Regions from separate parts of the Homo sapiens genome. Here all the other regions are linked to region 2. A link is a loop called in an ENCODE intact Hi-C map of the cell type or tissue named here. Cell type or tissue: PC-3. All regions are shown on one strand.

Region 1 (5,000 bases), 82 kb after region 2:
TGCAATTCACAGTGTAGCCAGAGTGATTATTTTAAAAACTTAAATCACATAACTACCCCTTAATAGCCCTTCTAAAGTTGCCCATCCATTGGGATGACCAAACTCTCCAGGATGTCCTAAAAGTCCTGCATGCCTCTCCAACCTTATCTTACACTGCCCTCCTCCTCATTCAACTTGAATAACTCTTTCTCATAGAGGTCTGGCCAAAACATTACATAAAAGCAGATCCCCTGGTGACTCAATCCCATAGCACCTTGTTCTTTGCCTTCATACATGTCCATAATTTATAATCATATGTGCATTTTTATGTTTATATGGTTTATATTTGCTGTCTACTGAAACAGAAGCTCTAAAATGGCAAATAGTGTCTGTTTTAAATCAAACTTTTGAATTGACTATAACATATATACAAAAAGTACAAATCATAAGTGTATAGTATAAATTTCAAAAATGAATATGCCCAAATAAACACCCCGAAAACAAGAAATACAACATTAACCAAACTCCAGTGGCCCCCACTTATGCTCATTCCTAGTCATCATGCCCTCCATACCCCCCAAAGTGGCGATCTTTCCCTTTATTTGAAAATTATATAATTAGAATTACAAGTGAGTATTCATTTTTCCCTAATATTAAGTTAGTGAAATTCACCCATGCTGTTACTTATGGTAGAAGGAATTCATTTTTCATTGCTATATAGTTTTACAACATATAAATATGTTGCAATTTCTTTACCCATTATGCCTTTGAGGGGCATCTGGGTTGTTTTCCGTTCTTGGCTAGTACAAATAATGCTGCCATAAATGTTTCATATCTTTTGATGCATATATATATGATGTTATTTAAGTATATTTAAGAGTAGAATGTCTGGGTCATAGATATATAGTAAGCCCATTCAAAATTAGTAGCGTTTTTCAATTATACTTCTACTAAAAATGTGAGTTCTAGCTTTCTAACATGATCCCAAACATTTTACATTATTAGTCTAAATTTGGCCATTCCAAGTGTATAGCGGTATCTCCTGTGGTTGAAATGTTCATTTTTCTTAAAATGAATGAGAACGAAACCCATTTGTGTTTATTGGGCATGTGTGTCTCTTGGTGAGATGCCTCCTCAAGATATTTGCATGGTTTTCTATTGCATCTGTCTTTTTCTTATTAATTTGTAAGAACTATTTATAGTATGCTGGACCCAGTCTTTATCAGTTACATGTGCTAGAAATACATTCTCCCTTTTGGTAACTTGCCCTTTCACTCTCCTTCTTGGTTATTTTTGCTCAATAAAGGATTCTAATTTTAATGAGCTCAATAAATGTTTTTTTCCTTTGTGGTTCATGCTTTTTGTATCCAACAAGAGTTTTAATGGGGAAGAAATAAACAACATCAAGATGATAAAATACCTGAGAAGATAATGGCTGCAAATTTTTGAGAAGTGATGAGAGAAAGACTCTAAACGTTCACGAAGCCTGATATATCCTTTAGGAACAAGGAAAGATAAAAAGAAACCTATGCTTAATACATCACAGCAGAAATACAAAATGGCAAAGGCAAAGAGAAGATCCTAAAAGTACTCAGAGCAAAAAAAGATAGATCATGAGAAAGGAAAGAAGAAAACTGATTGACAGCTGATTAACAGCAGCAGTAGACACCAGAAGACAGTTCAAATACCTTCAAAGTGCTTAGAAAAAATAATAGCCAGTCCAGAATTGTGTACCCAGCAAAAGTATCTTTCAAGAATAAAGATGAGGACCAAGATGAGGTTAACAGGAATCCACCTGAAAAAACTAGAAACTAAAAATAAATAAAAATAAAGGATAATGAAACCATAGTTTTCAAAGATGCTGGGTATCAAGCAACAAAGGACAGAGATCACTGAGAGACAGGAAACAATGTGAGCCTATGACTGCCCCAGCATTGCAGCCTAGAGTTTCCAGGCTGTGATGGGGAAAAAGAAACACAGGCAAAACTCAGTCGTCTCCTTGAGTTGGGAAAACAGAGCTGGGAATCCAGAGACGTCAACTGACTAGATTCTCAGGTAAGCCTATAGAAGAGGAAAGGGTGGCAGATACAGAATTTGGGAGATCTGTAGGAGGTCTCCCTTGAGTCCTGAGCAAAGTCCTTAGCCATGGCATGCATATAAGAAAACTACCAGAAAGAATTAGAGCAGTGGCTCTTAACTGAGGGCAATTGTACTCCCTTGGAGCCATTGGCAATATCTGGAGACAATTTTTGATTGTCTTAATTTAAAGGATGTTACTGCCATCTACTGTATTGAGGCCAGGGATGCTCCTAAACATTTGGTCATATACAGGGCAGTCCCCTAAACTCCAGAAATAATTATCCAGCCCATAAATGTCAATAATTCTAAGGTTGAGAAACTGCATTACAAGGAATAATCCCTGAAGTTTGCATAGGGCAGAAATAGTTCTTGTTCTCATCAGTTAGCAGGAAAATCCTCATAATTCATAGGCACTGAGAAGAGTTATGGGATGGGTATTGTCTCAATAGTGGAAAAAATAAGCCCAAGATTTAATGCTATGATCTCACCTAAAAAAAAGCTAAAAATAAGCCTCTGAAAGATCAAAATGTTTCCAAGTAATTTAACTGTATAACAAAATAAAGCTCAAGAATACTATCTATAGCAGGGGTCTTCAACCCCAGGCCACAGACCAGTACCCGCTTATGACCTGTTAGGAACCAGGCCACACAGTAGGAGGTGAGTAGTAGAGACTGAGCAAAGCTTCATCTATATTTATAGCTGTCCCCCATTGCTTGCATTACCACCTGAGCTCTGCCTCCTGTCAGATCAGCAGCAGCATTAGATTCTCATAGGAGCGTGAACCCTATTGTGAACTGAGTATGCGAGGATCTAGGTTGCATGCTTCTTATGAGAATCTAATGCTTGATGATCTGTCGCCGTCTCCCATCACCACTACATGGGATCATCTAGTTGCAGGAAAATAAGCTCAAGGTTCCCACTGATCCTACATTATGGTGATTATGTAATAATAATAGAAATAAAGTACACAACAAATGTAATACACTTGAATCACACTGAAATCACTCCCCAAACCCCCATCTGTGGAAAAACTTGTCTTCCATGAAGCCGATCACTGGTGCCAAAATGGTTGGAGAAGGTTGATCCAAAGAAACACAAAAATACCCAGCATCCAACAAGATAAAACTCACAGTAACTGGTAGTTAATCAAGATAAAACTCACAATGACTCAAAATTACTAGGTATGCAAAGAAAGCAGAAAATACTGCTCATAATGAAGAAAAAAATGAAACAATGAAACCAAATACTGAAATTACACAGATGATAAACTGGATAAAACCAAACCCTAAAATTACACAGATAGCAGACAAGAAAATTAAAAGTTATTATTTAACTGTATTTCAAATGCTCTAAAAAGTTAAAGGAAACACTGAACATGAGAAATAGAATATATAAAAATTACTCAAATCAAACTTCTAGATATGGAAAGTATGAAATAAGAAAAAAGTACACTGAATGAGATTAATATAGATACTGCAGAAGGAAAAGTAATACTGTAGAATAAGCAACATGAGCTGTCCACAATGAAACACAGGGAGAAAATATACTGAGAAATTATGAATAGGACTGAATAGGACTTAGTGATCTGGGCAACTACTTTAAATGGCCTAATATACATGTTAACTGGCATCTCCAAAGAAAGGGGGCAGTTGCTGGAAACTATTTAAAGAAATATGGCAGAAAATAGTCCAAATATGATGAAAAAAGTATAAACCCACATGTTCAAGAAGCTCAATGTACCCAAGCACAAAGAAAACATAAAACACCACCAAAATGCTTAAAACCAGGAAGAAAATATTGAAATCATCCAAAAGATTTAAAAAACACATTATATATAAAACAATAAGGATTAAAAACGACAGCACACTTCTCATCAGAAACAATGTGGGCCACAAAACAATGGAGCAACATCTTTAAAATACTCAAAGAAAAATACTGTTAACTTAGAATTCTATACCCAGCAAAAATATCTTTTAGAAATGAAGGGGTATTGAAAAGTTTTGAAAAATATACACAAGCTGAAAGAATTCACTGCCAGCAGACTTGCATTGCAAGAAATGTTACAGGAAGTCTTTCAGACAGGAGGAAAATGTTGGCAGATGGAAATGTGGGTCCATACAGAGGAATAAAGAACACTGGGAATATCTACTATCTGTGTATCTATGGCATATCTTGCACATAGTAAAACAGAGATAGCTGAATAAAATGTTTTTAAATGAAGCAATTATGATAATTGACAGGCAATATTAAGAACATCAGCTAAATATTTTTTCTACTTAGCTTTGTTCCATGTCTGCATTCCAAAATAATTTCATAGGCATTAAGTTTGTAATTTTTAATAACTTTGTTTTACAAATATTGTTGGATAGCAACATTTTTAATTTTGGACAACTAAAATTTTGCATTCCATTATCCTGTTTTAACTGAGGTGATTTTATTCTTTAATATACAGACTTGCCTTTAAAAAGGCAATACTTAAATGGAAATTGTGTTTCCATATGCCAGAGCCACCAATCACAACTGATGGGTTTACCTGTTGCTCAGAAGAATCTGCAGGAAATTGAACACTAGGCCTTGTAACTCATCAGACTCACAAGCACTCACTGCACTGGAACCCCTGGAGTCAACTTTATGTTCTAAGTATCTGTCAGGTTCACAGAATTAAGTGTCTAGCTTATAAGGATGAGCAACATTGATTTATCCCTCCAGAAGGAGCTTAACTTTTTCCTTCAGCTTGCTTTAATGAAGCTTCATTCATCTTGCATGCTCAGGCAGTGAGTAATTTCTCTTAAGTGAATGTTTGGAAGCTAAAAATTACAACAAATCTTCTTATTTTATTGCCTTTTAAAAAATCTACCAAATTTTCCATGACTGCCTAAATTATAATGCCATATTCTAGAGATGATGTCACTTCACTGTTTTATCAAAAGTGAGCCCCCGGA
Region 2 (5,000 bases):
ACAGTCAATAATAGGAGTACAGAATTTACTTTTTGGTCTTGATTTTTAAATATATGAATTTTAAAAAGTGAACGTTCCTCTTCTCTTACATAGTGGCTCCAACTTAGGGAGCTGGCTTCTGGAGGGAGGAGTGCTATTCTCCTTGCTGGAGAAGGAGGCTGGGGGAAGAAAGTACAGAATTCAGGGCCTTTTTGCTGCCGTTGTCAATGAACTCTCGGAGTTGGCCCTGCCTTATTAAATTTTAATCAATTATCTTTCTAAGCATCAAGATGGCCATGTAAACACTGTTTTTAAGACCACGTCTACCGGCTGGGCACGGTGGATCATGCCTGTAATCCCAGCACTTTGGGAGGCCAAGGCAGGAGGATTGCTTGAGCCCAGGAGTTCAAGACCAGCCTGAGCAACATGGCAAGACCCTGTCTCAAAAAAAAAAAAAAAAGTATACTACCTGATTTCTAAAATTACCAAAGTGCCCCCTTTTCCCCCCATTATTTAAAAAATATTGTTCTAGCTCTGCGCTTAAGGTCTGGACCTTTCTTTTTTAAAATGTTATATTTTTATAACATCTTATTATTACCACCACCAAAAAAGGACTCAGTTTCTCCCACTTTACACTATATCTCTGTCCCCAAAGTAAATAACTGAAGCAATTATCTGCAATTTTTTTAAAATGTGGGTATTTCAGGGTAAAGAATTTGGACTGCCTAAATTACTCAGGTGATTGCCTGAATTATTACATATGTCCCATCATTCTTTGTACAAGAAGTCTTGATTTATAGAAAATTTCAGACAATGTTCAAAGAAGGAAATATGCTACCCAAACAATCTACTTAAGACTTCAGGTTGGCAACCCTCCCTCTTTCATTTTTTAAAAACAAAATTTTTTGCTATTTAATTAATACACTTAGAACTCACTGTCTGGATCACGTTGTTATATAATACTTAGTCTGATTATCTATTTTGGTGTGACTATGTGTCAAGGCCATTGGAGTGGTTTTTGTCTCTGCTTCTAATATGAACTTGACAAGTATGAAGGAAAACCAGTGAATAATGCTATCAAATGTGCAGTGCACAGATCGCACACTTGGATCTATCTTTGTAAAGCTCAAATATTTACATGGAATGTTGACCATGATTTATAAAACTACTCTTTTAAATTAGGACATCTTGACATACAATCAGTTTATTTTATGAATAGCCCCGTTTGATATTTAAAAAAATATGCCTTTAAAATATTTCATAAATATATAGAATTTTACTACATTCTATTTTTTTTCACATGACATTTAAACTCTCTTTACAAATCAACAAAAAAATAACATTTTTTTTTCCACTTTGAAAGTCACAGATGCAATGATTTTCGACGGGCAGGGCTTCACTGCATGCAAGAACGGCAGGATATGCTCTCTTATAGAACGGATAGACATTTCTAGCATTTTGAATTATATAATTCACTTGCTGAAAATCAGTAGTATCAAAGAAAAGTGAGAGAACCCATCTAAATATTTACAATATAAGAGTCTTTCCTAAACTTCTTTAACAATGGCAAGGTTAGGATGGTGTCTGGACAGTGTTAACAAGCATTTTGATGACAAAGAAATAACATCACATGAAAAGTTTTCTAAAATAAATCTTAGAGCAATTTAAAGAGGGGTGATCTATTGCACATAGATGAAAAATAATCTTTAATTGTATCAGTAATATGTAAAACAGGTTTTACATGTTTTAGAATAGAAATCCTTCTTCTAATTTATTGGAAAAATCCAAAACCAGCTAAAATAACATTTTGGGTGACTTCATAAATTGTCTTCTGAGGAATTACAAATAAAAATATCCTTTGTAATCATTTCTTGCCACAAGGCTACCATTCTTACTTATATTAATCCCAAAGGAAAGGCTTTTCGTTACATATATAATAACTGTTAAAAGTCTACTTTCCCTTATTAAATGTTGTTGAGTCACTGACAGGTACTCAAAAGGACTTCTCAAGCTATATTATGAAGGCCATTCACTCAAGGTAAAATTTCAGTTACTCCTTTAAGAATTATTTTAAAATGCACACACTGTGAACGTATTGCGAATATGTAAGAAAGTCTACACTTTTTGAATAGTAAGAGGACACCTTACTGCCTGCCCGGCTAAATCTGTGATGATCCACCCAGAAACAGCAGAGCTCACCTGTCTGTCTGGAGCTGCTCATGGCTGCTGAATTGATACCTTCAACAGCTAACATTCAAACTCGACAGCAGCAGCCACACCTGAGACCAGCAGAAGCGCTGAACTCCCATACATACTAAGCCTCTAGCTAAGTCTCTCTGAAAATTTCAGCCTCATCTTGGAGATAGAGCGGTATTGAAGACAACGAGAAGGTTTGAGGTTTTGCTTAGAATACAGTACTGTGCATATTTTGATTTCGGATCTTATACTAACACATGGCGTTTGAAATAAGGCTGTAAAAAGATACAAACAAAACCAGCATTCAACTTGAACCAAGATTGTACATCTATGACAGTGATATAGATTTAAAAACCCTACTACCAAAACTGTAATTGATTTCATCATGCACTCTATAGAAAAAGACAATTATGGAAATTTCTCTTAGTTATGAATGTAACCAGCTCACTGGCACCCAATGGGTCTCTGTCTCTAATTTGTCAAAAGTTGTTTTGAGCTCATTGAATGCCACAGTGAGGTCATCATTTATTATAATTTTGTCAAAAAGATGACCATATTGACTTTCCATTATCTGTGCAGATTTAATCATTTCTTGAAAATCTTCTTCCTACAAAAGGAAGTATTAAAAAAATAATTGGTTAACCAGGCCATTACCTCACTTCATATCAATGCAAACATTCTACAATTGGTTTACCTAATGCTGTTCTGTGTTCAGTCTTTCCCCTCAGCCAGAAATAAAAGTCATCCTCTTTAACCACAAGTGCTTCAGAAGCCATAATTTCTAATACTATTTCTATGATTTGCTTGTAACAAAAAACTACTCTGGCAAGAGTCAAAACTCCTGCCTTAACTGAATTGCAGGATAATGAGTCACTAGTCATCATTATGGGGAAATGTCAGTATTAAAATAGCTATTGGAGAAAAGAATTGTTTACTCTGATGTTTTGGCTGCATTATTTATGCTTATTCATAGGAAGGAATTTATAATATAAACTCCTTTTTCAGAGTTGGACAAATTTGTAAAAGGATGATTACCATGTTTTTTGTTTTTTGTTTTGAGATAGAGTCTCACTCTGTCACCCAGGTTGGGGTGCAGTGGTGCAATCCTGGCTCACCGCAACCTCTGCCTCCGGGGTCCTAGCAATTCTCCTGCCTCAGCCTCCCGAGTAGCTGGAATTACAGGAGCGTGCCGCCACACCTGGCTAATTTTTGTATTTTTAGTACAGATGGATTTTCTCCATGTTCACCAGGCTGGTCTGGAACTCCTGACCTCAAGTGATCCCCACCTGCCTCGGCCTCCCAAAGTGCTGGGATTACAGGCATGAGCCACCACGCCCGGCTGATTACCACGTTCCTTCGATGTCTCATTAAAAGTGTTTCAGGAGCCTTCGTGTCTCACATTTTTAAAGCCAGGAAGTATTTTAGTTGGCTATATAACATAAATGTAAGAGAGCCAAATCCTAAGAATATGTGATCCTTTCTTATCTTCGTTGAGAAACCTTTAAAATGTCTAAATAGTACAATAAATCTTTATGTTGCAACATGCTGAAATAATTTGAGTCTGCATTTCATTGTCACATAAGATTTCACAATAACAGAAAATTTAATTTTAGTGTTGATCAAGAGCCTGAGTAACTAACATTGTATGACAGTACCTACTCAGAACGGATATGTACTGTTGGCATGTAAAAAAAGGTATTTATCAAATATACTGGGAATCAGAAATGTGATCTGTATTTTGTAACCACAATGAACAGTTCATAAATTAATATAAACTAAAGTTAATGATGAGCTAATTAAGAGGGGCAAGAAAAAAATAAGCTCTTCACATTTAATTTCTTTGCTTTTGATTTTTGGTCCAAAGGTAGAATATATTAAGATTAAGAAGAAAAACAATAAAAGGTCTTGCCAGAACCCATAATAGTCATGAATATACCACAATCATCATTTCCAATAACACTCATAGAAAATACAAATATTATTGCTGAATAATATTGGTCTACTTATCCTATACCCAAAATAGTGATTTTCTTTTGCTGTGCTAAATATAATTGTTGACACAAGGAGACAAGCAAGGCACATTATTAAATTTTTCATTTGGACTCTTAATGAGTAACAGTTACTGATGGTATTTTTAGCTTTAAAAATAAGGCTGCTCTGAAAATTAATTGGTCTAGATTTTATACAAATGTTCAGCCTACAATAGTATGAAATGTTCACATAATAGTATACAAAATAGTTTTGAGTCAATTGAATATGAAGATCCATTCACCAAAGCACAAGAAGTGTAACTGTTCAAAAGGTATGTACCTAAATACAATTCTTTCACTGATTTTTGTATCTATTATACTCTTCCCAAGTACATGCAGCTGTATATATGTTTTCATATATACAACTGTATCTTACATCTTATCTACTGCTTATATCTTATCTCCAAGCTTTTTGTGGTTGTTGTTGAGACAGGGTCTCACTCTGTCGCCCAGGCTGGAGTGTAGTGGTGTGATCTCAGCTCACTGCACTCTCAGTCTCCTGGGGTCTTGTGATCTTCCCACCTCTGCCTACCAGGCTGGAGTGTAGTAGTGTGATCTCAGCTCACTACACTCTCAGTCTCCTGGGGTCTTATGATCTTCCCACCTCCGCCTCCCAAGTAGCTGGGACTACAGGTGTCCAACCATCATGCCTGGCTAATTTCCATATTTTTTGTAGAGATGGGGTTTCACCACCTTGGCCAGGCTGGTCTTGAACTCCTGGACTCAAATGATCCTCCTGCTTCGGCCTCCCAAAGTGCTGGGATTACAGGTGTGGGCCACCACACCTGGCCCCCA
Region 3 (5,000 bases), 56 kb before region 2:
CTTAAGAGTTAATGTGAGAGATGTAGGAATAAGTGAGACTCTTTCAGCCTTTTTATCTAAATTAGTTATCAGAAGAGTCTAGCAGTAAAATTTAAAACCAATTCAAGTGAGACAAATTTCACATTGGCTAAATAGAAATTAGTCTGTAAAAGAAGATCTTTTAAAAAGTAACAAAATCTGTAACGTTAAATAAGAGCCAAGTTAGAAAGCACGTTCTGACTTCATAATGAACATTTAATGCTTTTTTGGCAGATAATCTATACTTGTTTCTTTTCTCTTTTGTATAGCACTTATTGATAAAATCTTTCTTCCAGAATATTAGAAGAATGGTTATACGGTTAAATATAGAATAAAATTGGCTTTTTACTCCCATCATTATTAAAAAGGCTTAAAGTACAAAGATTAGACTTGGAGATTTTACATTCTGTACTGTATTAAATCTTTGAACTATCTATTAAATTCAATCACAGGAGATCACTGGATGGCAACAGGGCAGTACTTCCTGCTGATAAAGAGTATAGAAATATTATAGAGATGTCTAGTTATCAACATGATAGGAAAGGGGGCATTATCGGCCTTTAGTGTTGAGGACCGACAATGTAAAATATCCTGTGCAGGATAGTACCTCAGAAGGAAGAATTCTGCTGTAACCTCCAGGCATCTAGTAAGTGAAAAACTTCAGATAAGCACTACCTGAGCCTAGAATTTTTCTGCACTTTGCAAAAATTGCAGAGTATTTTGTCACAGTTTTATTACACCCTGAATTTTCCAGAATTGTAGCTACCATAAACGAAAAGAAGGTTGTACATATTTTGTTTTACATGGAATTTTACCAAGAGCTCAGCATTTTGGAAAATGACACCATTGATGGCAATGTTATTTGAGAAATTTAAGTTGCAATGGCACATCTGTATCAGTCTGCATTTGGGGCTGCTGTGTTCACAGTCATTCTGTGTAAGGCTGGACATCTGACTACTTCCCTATATATTCTAGTGTAGTGGTACTTGAGCGTTTACATGCCAATCTTTTCTTACAATTATTTTCTTTCATTTTACAGTTAGCACACTATCAATATTTAAAACTATATTAAATATGTAAGATTATAATCTATGATATTGATTTCAGGATAGCAAAGCAGCCTTACAACATATATGCTATAAAAACCAAGTACTGGATCAGATAGGGTGGAGAACAACTGATCCAGACATATATACCAAAGTGGTCATGAAATAAAGTGCAGAAATTAGTGCACAAATTTGTTCTGGGTGTTTGTTTTAGTATTCTAGCATTTTGTTTCTATTGCTAACCGATGAGAAATGCTTTAGATTTAAACACATAAACATGTTCTGATGTGTATGTGTGAGACTCTTGAATTTCCCATTGTTGTGTAAAATAAGTGCAAATCAGTGTAAAATAGTGTGAAATAAGTGCAAATAGCTTTATCTTATACAGAAAGGCTTAGGTGAAAGTTCTGTCTGTCTTTAATCTTAAGTATAACATTTGTTTTGGTAATCTTATAAAGATTGCTTCTTGCACATTTTTAAAGAAAAAATGCGAAATTAAATAGATTATGTAACGCTATGGTAGTCAACATACCATATAGTAACTTCTTGAAGGACCCTTAACACAGAATTAAGAAATGCAAAATCGTTATTTTCGTCAAGATAAATTTTGACAGAAATGTAACATTTGAATCTATTCAAATTGTATTTCCAAGTCTAGTGAACCGTAGCAATGCACAAGTTTTATTCAAGAAGGTTGGTGAGTTTAAGAAAACCTCAGGGTGGCCTATGACAATCCAGAAGGCAAGATCAATGTTATTAGAAAATAAATAAATAAATAAATGGTGTTCAAAAATGGTCGGCATAACTCAAAACTAAGATTTTAAAATCAAGACCAGTTGCTCCCCGGTTTCTGCCCATTGCCAAGCTCTTTTGGCTTAAGAACCATAGTTAAAATGAATCCATGTAAATACACAGCACACACCTTTGAAGTAAAGAAAGTAAGTTTAAAGATTAAAAGGAAAAAAGTTTTGGTTACGTGTTTACATAAACTGGGATGTTTACATAAACTGGGAATCACTTAGCACTCATTTTTCTCTTTATCCAATAGATACCACAGATTGTTTTTCTTTCTAAAGGTCAATTTCAAGCTTCCAGCATCATTAGTGAAATGAAACCCATTCGGTAATCACATCGTTAACACTTAAACAGAAGCACAACCGAATTCTTTAGGGGGCTACGGAAAGGCAGCCATCAGCTCTGAGATCTATGAAATGTGGTTGGTAACATCCACGGGGAGTCCGCGCATACACTGCTTTCTGAGAATGCAGAAGTTACTCAGTAAGACCGACAGAAAATCGAACTTTTAGACATGACATGAACAGGGCCCTAAGTAAAACCAAAGCTAAGCCTAGTGTGGGATGACGGCCCCCACCAGACTCGTTACAAGAAGGGGGCGTCAGAGCTGAGACCCTAAGTTTCCAGGAATGGATTCGGTAAGGGGACGAGGAGGGAAGGGACGGCGAAAACCACGCTGGGAGCGGGAGGCAGAGCTGCAAAGGGCGGAGGAGAAAGACGGGCTGGGGGAAGGAGAGGCAGGGAAGCGGCGGGAGAAGTGGAGAGCGGATCCGGGAGGTGATGGGGCCGAGGTAGTGCAGAGAGGGGCGCAGGGACTGAGGAGCAGACGGTCCCCAACCTAGGGCCGAGGCAGGGTCTCGCGGGGAGGAAGGAGTGAGATGGGGCTGGGAGAGAGAAGGGAAGGGGGCGGGTCTTGGTCCCCGGGAGGGAAAGGGGAGCAGGCGAGAGCGGCAGCGGCGGGGCCAGAGAGCCGCCTCTGTTTCCCGATCCACGCGGGCGGCTGCAGAACCCCTGCGGGGGTGAGCGTGGAGACCCCCAGCCGCACTCACCTGCAGCACCCTGCCCCCCGCAGTCGGCGCCCGCCTGTTGCTAGGACGCGGGTCAACACTGCGCGCCCTGCGGCCGCGCACGCCGGCGCCCTTGTGGGAGGCCTACAGGGCCCGTGCCCTCCCCCGGGCGCCGCCGCCGCCGCCTTCCGCTCCCAGCCTCACCCGGCCGCGACCGCAGCCCAGTCCGTTACCCTGGTCTCGGGACCTCCGCGCATCCAAGATTCCCGCGGACCCGTTGCACCGTATGCCCGCGCCAGAGACGCTCTGCGCCCGCGCTGGGTTCCACCCGCCCCGGCCACCTGCTGCTTTCCGCTCGGCCCCTCCCGGGAAACACTTTTATTCAACTTTGCATCTCCCTTTCTCAAACACTTTTATGCAACTCCCGAGTGTGCACCCTAACTCACTCCACGCGGTGGGAAAGGTTGACTTTGACAGAGGTCGTGAGCAGTTGCGGGGTCGGCGGCAAGTTAGCAGAAAACTTAAAATGGAGCAGAAAGGAAGCAGAAAATATTCCTTAGAAACCCCTTTTTACATTTTTCCATAGGCTTCCAGACAAGTGCGTTGTATGTACCTGAAATCTTCACTGAGTACCCCCAAATAGCATAGGGCTTCTCCTAGGATATTTGAGGCTTACATGTTTCTCTCCAAAAAAACAAATATGGTAGAATACTCTGATACTCACCGGGAAAGCAGAAAGCGCTCTTCAATAGGGCAGAGGATCGGAGTGAAATGAAAACATGTCCCCCATCTCTTTTTTTAAATGGCCTTTACCTTTGTCCATTAAGATGGTTTTGACCCCACCTCTAGACACCCTACCAGCAAGAGCCCCAACTGGAACACCAGTGAGGGATAAAGGAGTGGGAATATTGAGGTGGGGGGGGATGGGGAAGAATGCACTATCTTGGGGTGGGGGGACACGGTGTTTAAGGACCAATGCCGGAGCACTTAGGATGATGGGGTGTTTAGGAATTAAAACTGGATTCTTTTCCGGATGCCAAAGAGGCAAATGTGGAATGATGTTAGGATATCACCTGTCATAATATTATACGGATTCAGCTCAAAGCAGAACCTTTCTGCAAACACGTAGGGATATGAGGTATAGATATTTGTCCTTTGTTTTGGGTTTTTTGGAGGGTGGGGGACGAAGTCTGGCTCTATCACCCAGGCTGGAGTGCAGTGGCACGATCTCGGCTCACCGCAACCTCTGCCTCCCATCTCGGCTCACCGCAACCTCTGCCTCCCGGGTTCAAGAGATCCTCCCCCCTCAGCTTCCTGAGTAGCTGGGATTACAAGAATGCGCCGCCATGCCCGGCTAATTTTTGTACTTTTAGTAGAGACGAAGTTTCACCATGTTGGCCAGGTGGGTCTTGAACTCCTGACCTCAAGTGATCCACCCACCTCGGCCTCCCAAAGTGCTAGGATTACAGGCATGAGCCACCATGCCTGGCCTGTTTTGGGTTCTTTTCTTCTCTTTTTGAAAGTGCGAAAGTTGTTAGGAATGGAATAGTTTCACCTAAAGGAGATACTACCTGCAGAGAAGCTTAGACTTGCAACCAGTGAGAAAGGGGCTTATGCTAATAGGTATACAGAGAAGCCCTTTTAAAAATGGGTGGATTACAGTCTGAGACAACAGCATCACACCTGTGGCGGTAATGCAGGTCACAACCTGGTGAGGAGCAGAGGGCATCCTTCGGAAGGATCCTGGAGTAGTCCCAGTCCTGGAAGCAAGGAAGCTTCTGTGGGTACTTTAGTTCCTCTGCACATTTTAATCAGCTGTATGACATAAGGGAGCATTACTGGGTCCAATGTGGATGCCAGCCAGAGATCTTCCAAGTTCAGGACATTTCACCTTGGTTTGCAAAGCTGGAAAAAGCCAGAACCCACCAAGATCTGAGCAACTATGTCGTTGTTTGCCAAATTCATGCCAAGTTGCTTAATCTGATGCCAAAATGTGAATTTATTTTACCGGATATTTTCCAAGCAAAAATAACTTAATAATATTTAAATCTGAAGAAGTCCCAGTCGCCTCTTTCCAATTTTTCCTTGTCGTGATGAAACACTACCTGGGCCCAGTCACTCCCTGAAGGATTTA

The links. Peaks named below come from ENCODE experiments on the same cell type or tissue, not always from the same donor. Only the 100,000 strongest peaks of a DNase experiment are listed, where the experiment ranks them.
Region 1: it touches region 2 in a loop (2.8-fold over the local background); 5 of 110 quality-filtered maps call a loop at or near these places.
Region 3: it touches region 2 in a loop (10-fold over the local background); 3 of 110 quality-filtered maps call a loop at or near these places.

Annotation. Positions count from the first base shown.
Region 1 is chr10:28,133,214-28,138,213 of GRCh38, forward strand. All of the region lies in intron 5 of MPP7 (MAGUK p55 scaffold protein 7), which reads right to left. Among named protein-coding and RNA genes, the nearest start is that of SNORD130, 62 kb to the left of the region's middle. In PC-3, a CTCF peak has its summit at 2,279 (motif pointing left); no DNase peak of the experiment used is centred here; H3K27ac peaks cover 462 bases.
Region 2 is chr10:28,051,463-28,056,462 of GRCh38, forward strand. It overlaps MPP7 (MAGUK p55 scaffold protein 7), which reads right to left. Exons shown (of 17, transcript NM_001318170.2): 17 at 1-2,782. The coding sequence ends at 2,603. Among named protein-coding and RNA genes, the nearest start is that of SNORD130, 19 kb to the right of the region's middle. In PC-3, no CTCF peak of the experiment used is centred here; a DNase peak (open chromatin) is centred at 2,979; H3K4me3 peaks cover 689 bases; H3K27ac peaks cover 2,515 bases.
Region 3 is chr10:27,995,895-28,000,894 of GRCh38, forward strand. It overlaps ODAD2 (outer dynein arm docking complex subunit 2), which reads right to left and starts at 3,185. Exons shown (of 20, transcript NM_018076.5): 1 at 3,100-3,185. In PC-3, no CTCF peak of the experiment used is centred here; no DNase peak of the experiment used is centred here; H3K4me3 peaks cover 1,672 bases; H3K27ac peaks cover 359 bases.